2 separate regions of the Homo sapiens genome follow, and region 1 is linked to region 2. A link is an interaction called in ENCODE POLR2A ChIA-PET data of the cell type or tissue named here. Cell type or tissue: Caco-2. All regions are shown on one strand. Links, peaks and the distances in the headings refer to the core of each region. The heading gives the core; the rest is flanking DNA.

The links. ChIA-PET counts read pairs that join two places held together with the same protein. Peaks named below come from ENCODE experiments on the same cell type or tissue, not always from the same donor. Only the 100,000 strongest peaks of a DNase experiment are listed, where the experiment ranks them.
Region 1: POLR2A ChIA-PET joins it to region 2 with 11 read pairs; 9 of 35 experiments call an interaction of 5 or more read pairs at or near these places.

Annotation. Positions count from the first base shown.
Region 1 is chr20:35,172,618-35,176,994 of GRCh38, reverse strand. All of the region lies in intron 4 of MMP24-AS1-EDEM2 (MMP24-AS1-EDEM2 readthrough), which reads left to right. It overlaps PROCR (protein C receptor), which reads right to left. Exons shown (of 4, transcript NM_006404.5): 2 at 2,042-2,293; 3 at 549-827; 4 at 1-297. The coding sequence ends at 182. Among named protein-coding and RNA genes, the nearest start is that of PROCR, 2.7 kb to the right of the region's middle. RefSeq lists enhancers at 703-1,405, 2,108-2,810. In Caco-2, for the core only: no CTCF peak of the experiment used is centred there; DNase peaks (open chromatin) are centred at 194, 725 and 2,074; H3K4me3 peaks cover 1,203 bases.
Region 2 is chr20:35,261,283-35,265,659 of GRCh38, reverse strand. All of the region lies in intron 2 of MMP24-AS1-EDEM2 (MMP24-AS1-EDEM2 readthrough), which reads left to right. It overlaps MMP24 (matrix metallopeptidase 24), which reads right to left. Exons shown (of 9, transcript NM_006690.4): 5 at 1,708-1,869. Among named protein-coding and RNA genes, the nearest start is that of MMP24-AS1-EDEM2, 15 kb to the left of the region's middle. RefSeq lists enhancers at 2,099-2,860, 2,861-3,624, 3,625-4,377. In Caco-2, for the core only: CTCF peaks have their summits at 715 (motif pointing right) and 2,291; DNase peaks (open chromatin) are centred at 432, 729, 2,329, 3,119 and 2 weaker places; H3K4me3 peaks cover 667 bases.

The DNA of each region.
Region 1 (4,377 bases), core at 100-4,099, 89 kb after region 2:
TCCACCTCTCCTCTCCATCTCCCCTCCCTCAAATCTTCAGTGGGCAGATGTGGGAGAAGAAAGGAGCTGTCACTCCAAACCTTCTGGTGTTTCAGTTGGGGAGTCTGGCTTCACAGTGAGCTGAAACTTTCCCTTGCCAGCCTCCATCAATCCAGCCCCTTCTGAGGGGGCTGGAGAGTAATTAACATCGCCGTCCACCTGTGCACAGGAAGATGCCTACAGCCACACCAGCAATGATGAAACTGCCCACCAGGACGCCCAGGACCAGCGAAGTGTAGGAGCGGCTTGTTTGGCTCCCTGCAGAACATGCAAAGAGTTAGCCCGAAGAATAGGCCCCCAAGGAGTCCATGATTTGAGTCAAACCCCAAAGCGTTTCTGCCCCAGAGGAAAGGGACCCGTTTACCAACTGACTGAAGCTGCGTGTGTTCTGTCCCAAACCCCCAGCTGTGGGCCTCTTGTTGCTCTAGGCATCCATCCTTCAGGTCCATCCATTTGTCTGGAACCCGCCCTCTCCCCAGCTTGCAGGCCTGGGCCCCGTCCCATCATACCTTTCGTGTTTTCCGCGGAAATATGTTTCTGCACATACTGCACACAGGTGTCCTCCAGGAATTCCCGCAGTTCATACCGAGTGCGGTTGTAGGCATTGAGCTGCTGCAGGGTGAAGGTGACCACTCCGGAGGTGACCTGGGTGTCTGCCTGCCACAAGGCTCTCTCCGGCCGGAAACTCACAAAGGAGCTCCCATTCACAGCCACTTCGAAGAAGACATGGGCTCTAGAGCCCTCGGGAGGCAGCTCACAGCCCAGGAAGCAGCGGATGGTCAGAGGAACTGTGGATAGACAGTCAGGGTCAGGGGACTGTGCAGAGAGGGTGCCAGGTGTGGGGCGAGGCCCACCAAGGGGAAAAGAACATGAGAAGGCAAGAGTCAGTGCTGTGAGGAGAGGGGAGTCTAGGTCAGGGAACTATGGGGAGAAGGGCCTGGGGCTGTGAGGAGGGGTTTGGGGTTAGCCTGTTAGAGGCTAAGAAAGAAGGGGCCAGGGACTGTGATGAAAAAAGGGAATTGTCAGGCCTTGTTCAACTGTAATAGAAAAAAAAAACAGGGGGTGAGGCTGGGGCAGGGGCGGCAGCTCACGCCTGTAATCCCAGCACTTTGGGAGGCCAGGCTTGTGGATCGCCTGAGGTCAGGAGTTCGAGACCAGCCTGGCCAACATGGCGAAACCCCGTCTCTACTAAAAATACAAAAAATTAGCCGGGCGTGGTGGCGGGTGCCTGTAGTCCCAGCTGCTTGGGAGGCTGAGGCAGGAGAATCGCTTGAACCCGGGAGGCGGAAGTTGCAGTGAGCCGAGATCGCGCCACTGCACTCCAGCCTGGACGACAGAGCAAGACTCCGTCTCAAAAAAAAAAAAAAAAAAAAAAAAGGGGGGTGGGGTGGGGGACTAGGAGAGAAAGGAGTTAAAGGCCATGATGGTGGGGGAAGGGGGACGGAGTGGTGCTTGGTGCTTTGAGAAAAGAAATTGGGGTCTTTGAGAAGAAGGAGTTAGGGTTGTGACGGGGAAGGAGTGGGGCTTTGAGAGAAGAACTTGGGGTCTTTGGGGGAAGAGTTCGGGTCATGAGTGGAGCTAAGAGCGAAGTCATCAGCTTGTATGAGAAGTGGCTGGAGGGTGGGGGGTGAAGTGCTGGGGGCTGTGGGAAGGGAAGGACGGAGATCTATGAAGAAAAGGAGTTGGAGGACTGTGAGGCGAGGGGTGAGGAGTTTTCTGGGGACCTTCGACGTCACGGTGTCAGGGCCTTCCAACAGGGTCTATCCCAAGAGGTTATGCCAGCAGGACGACCGCCCGAGTCGGGGCTTTCTTAGCGGGGACAACTGCCTCTCTCCAGCCCCCACCCAGCAATCTTCAAAGGCCCAGGCGCCACCGAGCTCCAGTGGCTGCCGGGTCCCTGCAAGTCCCAGCCCGCCTCCATCCGCCAGGCCCCGCCCCCACCCGCCAGGCCCCGCCCCCACTAGCCCCGCCCAGACCCCGCCCCCGCTGCGCGCCTACTCACAGGCCAAGGTCCGCTCCTGGTGCACCAGGCGCACGAGGCCGTGGAACTGGAGCAGGTAGGACTGCAGGCCACTCTGCGTGCGCGCCCAGCTCTCGGGCTCCTGCAAGGGCTGCAGCTGAATGATCGTGGTGTTGGTGTCTGGGCCTTCCAGCACGTGCGTTAGGTGTCCCCCCAGCGACGCGTTGCCCTGGTACCACACGTGATAGGGGTCGCGGAAGTAGGAGATCTGGAGCATATGAAGTCTTTGGAGGCCTGCGGGCAGAGTCAGCTTCAGCCTGGGCCGGCGTGGGAGGGGGCGGCGGGCAGCGGAAGATAATAACCCCCTACCTCGAGGCTGGCCGCCCGCCTTCTCGACCCTTCATAAACTATAATGTGCCCTCCCACCGCTTCTCCCGTTTGACGCTGACAGTAACTCTGCCAGGAGGACAGGACAGGGATTATTATCTCCGTTTTACAGATGAGGAAACTGAGGCCTGCAGTGGAAGAGACACTCCTTTCTGCCTCCTTTTTCACCCTCGGCTCTCCCTCCCCCCGTTTCCTGTTAACCAACGGAACAAATGGTTAACAAATCCTGACCTGAATAAAATTCCAATTCCATCGCCTGTTCTCCATCTCCTCTTCCACTGCCCTGATTCAGGATTCATCCGTCTCATCTAGACTGGGGTAGTAACTTTCTACTTCATCTCCCCGTTCTCTATTCCGACCTCCACCTGACCCAGGGATGAGATCATGTCCTTTTCCTACTTAAAATCTTCCAGTGCCATAACCCCCTCCCCTTCATTAATCAAAAATAATCATAGCCAATGTCGATTCAGTGCTTATTATAACCTGGGCAATGGGCTTTACATACATTATTATCTTTGTGCCTTTCCCCAGTGGCTTAATGCAATAGCTACTATTATTAACCCCAGTCTACATGGGAAACTGAGACAGAGATAGTGTAGCAGAGCCAAGGTTTGCACGTAGGCAGTCAAGTCCAGCACTCAGCCATTCTGCTACACTGCCTCCCCACAGGATCAAGTCCAGAGTCTTTAGCCTGGCATTCAAGGCTGCTAGAGACCTGGCCCCTGCTGCCTTTTCTGGCCGCTTCCCGCTGCTTATATATCAAACTAGTTGGGATTCCTCATGCTGCCTTTGGCTGACACATGAATAGCATGTCAGGATTGCTCTGCCTCCCTTTTTCTGCCTGGCGAAGTTTATTCATGATTTAAGACCCAGCTCAGAGACTGGGCGCGGTGGCTCATGCCTGTAATCCCAGTACTTTGGGAGGCCGAGGCGGGCGGATCACTTGAGGTCAGGGATTCAAGACCAGCCTGGCCAACATGGCGAAACCCCATCTGTACTAAAAATACAAATATTAGCCAGGCGTGGTGGTACATGCCTGTAGTCCCAGCTACTCAGGAGGCTGAGGCAGGAGAATCGCCTGAACCTGGGAGTTGGAGGTTACAGTTAGCTGAAATTGTGCCACTGCATTCCAGCCTGGGTGACAGCACAAGACTCCATCTCAAAAAAAAAAAAAAAAAAAAAAAAGAAAAAAGAAAGAAAAGCAAAGAAAAAAAGACCCAGCTCAGTTGCCCTCTTCTTGGAAATTTTTTTCTGATGCCCCACGAGACACAGTGTGTCTGTTTCAGTGATCCCAGACCACCATATATTAGTGTGTATCTCACGGGATACTACCTGGCTGTCTCCAAACACACACAGGCCACACTGGACTCCTCTAGGCTATGGAACCATGCTTGGTAATCTCTGCTTCCTACACCCAGAAAAGAGGCTGGCACAGAGTTGATGCCCAGAGCACATTTGGATGAGTCCGGGGTTGTAAATCTGTGTGTGTGAGTGGGTCCTGTCTGTGTTTGCATTTGAGAAGTTGTGCTTTGTATCTGCAGATGTGAATAAGTATATTTATGGATAACCCTAGACATGGTCCTTAACTACTCTGTGACCCAGTTTCCTCCTCATAAAATGGAGATAGTAATAATATTACCCACCTTTAGGGGTTTGTGCAAGTTAAATGGGTCAATACATGTATTAACCATAGTGAGCACTCATTGAATACTGGTTATTATTTGCTGCCTCTCTGAGGGGGAGACTGAAGTTACGGGGATTGTGAGAGAGGGGAAAGGAGGCCCCTGTGCAATTATAATGGAGGGTAATAACTCCCTTTTCTGCTTAAACAGGGCCACTTCAGTAGCCTGATCGCCCATAAGTTCTATTAGGCACAGCATCTCTTTCTCCCCAGTTCCACCAGCTGCGACCAGTCTCCTTCCATTTTCCCTAGCCTCCCCTAACCTCTCTCTGCCCCACTCTTCCCCCACTTCTTCCATCAGTTTTCCCAG
Region 2 (4,377 bases), core at 202-4,201:
CAATCCTCCCACCTCGGCCTCCCAAAGCGCTAGGATTACAGGTTTGAGCCACCGCGCCCGGCCTAATAAATATAAATTTAAATTTCATTACTATGAAATTTAATACTAGTTTATTTAATAGTAGTTTATTTAATACATACTAGTGTATGACTAGTGGTTACTGTATTGAACAACAAAGATCCCAAATAAGTATTCCAGCCTAGATTTTTTTTTTTTTTGAGACGGAGTCTCACTCTGTCGCCTAGGCTGGAGTGCAGTGGTGTGATCTCAGCTCACTGCAACCTCCGCCTCCCGGGTTCAAGTGATTCTCCTGCCTCAGCCTCCCAAGTAGCTGGGATTATAGGCGTGCACCACCATGCCAGGCTAATTTTTTGTATTTTTAGTAGAGACAGGGTTTTGCCATGTTGGCCAGGCTAGACTTGAACTCCTGACCTCAGGTAATCGCCCGCCTCGGCCTCCAGCCTAGAATTTTGAGCTGCAGACTGGTGGACCCTATTGCTTCACAATTACAAAAGCTGGAAACCCTGGGGGCATCCTTGACCCTCCCTCCTTCCTCTCACCCCATGTCTGATCTGTCAGCAGATCCTGTTGTTCTACCTTTGGAATAGCTTCTGGGACCCACAGCCCCCACCTGGTCTCTGCTGCTTTACTTGTGGAGGTCCTGCCTGTCCTCCAGGGCTCTGGCTGGGTCATCTCCTCCAGAGGGAGCCCTCCTTCTGTGCTCCGTAGCCTGTGGGCTGTGGGTGCCTGTGCTGTCTTGACAAGCATTTGCTCAAGTAAACTGGTCTCCCTAGCTCACCTGACTTGACCAGAACAAGAACCTCACATACCAGTGTGAACAGAACTGGGAGAGAGGTGTGTAGGAGGCCTTTCATATCTTACCTAGATAGCAGTAGCTTCTCATCTTTCACCTTTTCTTTCTTTTTTTTTTTTTTTTTTTTTTTTTTTTTTTGAGACGGAGTCTCGCCCTGTTGCCCAGGCTGGAGTGCAGTGGTGCGATCTCAGCTCACTGCAACCTCTGCCTCCTGGGTTCAAGTGATTCTCCTGCCTCAGCCTCCCAAGTAGCTGAGATTTCACTTGCCCACCACCACACCTGGCTAATTTTTTTGTTTGTTTGTTTTAATATTTTTGGTAGAGATGGGGTTTCACCATGTTGGCCAGACTGGTCTCAAACTCCTGACCTCAAGTGACCTGCCTGCCTCAGCCTCCCAAAGTGCTGGGATTTCAGGCAAGAGCCACCACGCCTGGCCCTCGTTTTTTCTTTTTAAAGAACAAAGCTCTGGTTATAGTCCCCATCACGCTGTATCACCGTTACTCCTGCAGATGTGTGAACCTGCCTGGCTAGAGGTGGAATCTATGGGAGCACTCAGTCACCATCTGGTGTGGGAGGGAGGGAGAGAAGCATGAAGGGACGGGGAAGAGTGTGGAAGGGGAGGGGTAAAGGAGAGGGAATGGGTGGCCCTCACCTCACTTTTGTCCCTCTCAGTTACAGCTCAGACCCTCCCCTAGGTTTCCCAGGTGTGCCAGGGGAAGCCTTGCCCTCTGGCCAGGCAAAGCCATTGGAAGTCTGTAAAGGTCACACACAGAGAAACAGCAGCAGTGCTGATGATAGCAACGTCCCCCTCCCTCGTCCCCTGCCCCATGACAGGTAGGCAGTCACAGCCCAGCCCCGAGGAAGGAGCAGTCCCCCCTCTCCCTGCCACACACCATAGATCTTCTGGATGCCCTGGAGATCGTCCTGGGGCAGCTTGAAGTTGTGCGTCTCCATGTACTGGTAGAAGGGCGCCATGATGGCGCTGGGGTCGCTGGAGTGCTCCAGTCCCAGCGCGTGGCCCAGCTCATGCACAGCCACCAGGAAGAGGTCGTTCCCTGTGGAGAGGAGTGTGGGGAGGTGCCCAGGGCACCTGCTTAGATATGAGTCGGTCAGCCAACCCATTACCTCAGCAAACACCGAGCACGGGCCCTGTGCCAGGCCCCGTGCTGGACACCAGGGACATACAGAGAAATCAGGCACAACCCCTGCCTCCCAAGCCTCTCTGCAGAGCAGGGACAAGGAGAGAGAGAGTGACAAGTGAGGCAGAGGGCTCTGGGTGCTTTAAGAATGTCTGGGAGGGTCGAGCAGGGATTCTGAGGAGAGAGGGGTCATTTAAACCTGGAGGAAGATGTTCAGGGAAAGCTTCACAAAGGTGAAGTTGAAGCTCAGTCTTGAAGGATCAGAAGTTAGTCAGGAGAACGGATTCAGGGGGCAGGAGAGGAAGGGTGGGGGTGGCATTCCTGGCGGATGGAATGCAATAAACACAGTCCAGAGACAGGCAGTTTCATTCCACCTGGCTCTGGAACAAAGCAGGAGGGGAGGGCCGGAGAGAGATGAGGTCAGCCAGGCTGGAAAGCAGGGCGCTTAATGCCATACAAAGGAATTTGGATCAGCTTCTTGGCTAGTGGGGGGTTTAAGTAGGAGTGGGGGTGGTGATACAATTAAATCACTCTGGCTGCAGTTGAGGGAGGATTAGAGGGAACAAGACCTGGGGCAGGGGGATCTGTTTGGATGCTGGGGTCCAGGCGAGAGATTGTGGGGAAAAGCAAGAGAGATCAGATTGTTACTGTGTCTGTGCAGAAAGAAGTAGACATAGGAGACTCCATTTTGTTATGTACTAAGAAAAATTCTTCTGCCTTGAGATTCTGTTAATCTATAACCTTACCCCCAACCCTGTGCTCTCTGAAACATGTGCTGTGTCAACTCAGAGTTAAATGGATTAAGGGCGGTGCAAGATGTGCTTTGTTAAACAGATGCTTGAAGGCAGCATGCTCCTTAAGAGTCATCACCACTCCCTAATCTCAAGTACCCAGGGACACAAAAACTGCGGAAGGCCGCAGGGACCTCTGCCTAGGAAAGCCAGGTATTGTCCAAGGTTTCTCCCCATGTGATAGTCTGAAATATGGCCTCGTGGGAAGGGAAAGACCTGACTGTCCCCCAGCCCGACACCCGTAAAGGGTCTGTGCTGAGGAGGATTAGTAAAAGAGGAAGGAATGCCTCTTGCAGTTGAGACAAGAGGAAGGCATCTGTCTCCTGCCCGTCCCTGGGCAATGGAATGTCTCGGTATAAAACCCGGTTGTATGCTCCATCTACTGAGATAGGGAAAAACCGCCTTAGGGCTGGAGGTGGGACCTGCGGGCAGCAATACGGTTTTGTAAAGCATTGAGATGTTTATGTGTATGCATATCTAAAAGCACAGCACTTAATCCTTTACATTCTCTATGATGCAAAGACCTTTGTTCACGTGTTTGTCTGCTGACCCTCTCCCCACAATTGTCTTGTGACCCTGACACATCCCCCTCTTCGAGAAACACCCACAAATGATGAATAAATACTAAGGGAACTCAGAGGCTGGCGGGATCCTCCATATGGTGAGCGCTGGTTCCCTGGGTCCCCTTATTTCTTTCTCTATACTTTGTCTCTGTGTCTTTTTCTTTCCTAAGTCTCTCATTCCACCTTACGAGAAACACCCACAGGTGTGGAGGGGCAACCCACCCCTACAAGAGATGAAAAGGCCCTGAGCTGGCTGGGCGTGGTGGCTCACGCCTGTAATCCCAGCACTTTGGGAGGCTGATCGGGGTGGATCACTTGAGGTCAGGAGTTCGAGACCAGCTTGGCCAACATGGTGAAACCCCATCTCTACTAAAAATACCAAAAATTAGCCAGATATGGTGGCCTGCGCCTATAGTACCAGCTACTCCGGAGGTAGAGGCAGGAGAATCGCTTGATCCTGGGAGGTGGAGGTTGCAGTGAGCCAAGATCGCGCCACTGCACTCCAGCTTGGGCAACAGAGTGAGACTCCATCTCAAAAAAAAAAAAAAAAAAAAAAAGGATGCCCTGAGGTGGAGGGAGGGAGTGGGGACAAAGAGAGCAAGTCCTGGCAAACTGGCAGTCAGCTTCAGGAGACCCCGGGCAGGGCAGGTGGGGCCCGGGCGTGGGCAGCTCTCTGCAGGACCTTGGTTGTGGAAGCAGGGAACTGTTGGCTAAGATTGAGGCAGGGATTCAAGTGTAGGTGAAAACACACTCCAGGTCCTGGAAGTGGGACACAGGATCCTGAGGGTGGAACTGAGGCAGCTCCATGGCACGGTGGTTACGAGCTTGGGCTCCTGAGTAGGACAGATTACCTTCATTCCCCCTGCCAGTTTGTGAATATGGCCAGCAGGGCTACCCCTAAGCCTCAATGTCCTCACTTGTAAACTGGGGGCATCAGACCTACCTCACCGGGTTGTGTGAGGTTGAATAAGATACACGTGAAGTGCGTGGTATGACACAGAATGGCAGCTGTTGTAATCCTATGTAAGATAGAAGCTTGGTTACTGGAGGAAGCCCATTGACCAGAAAGG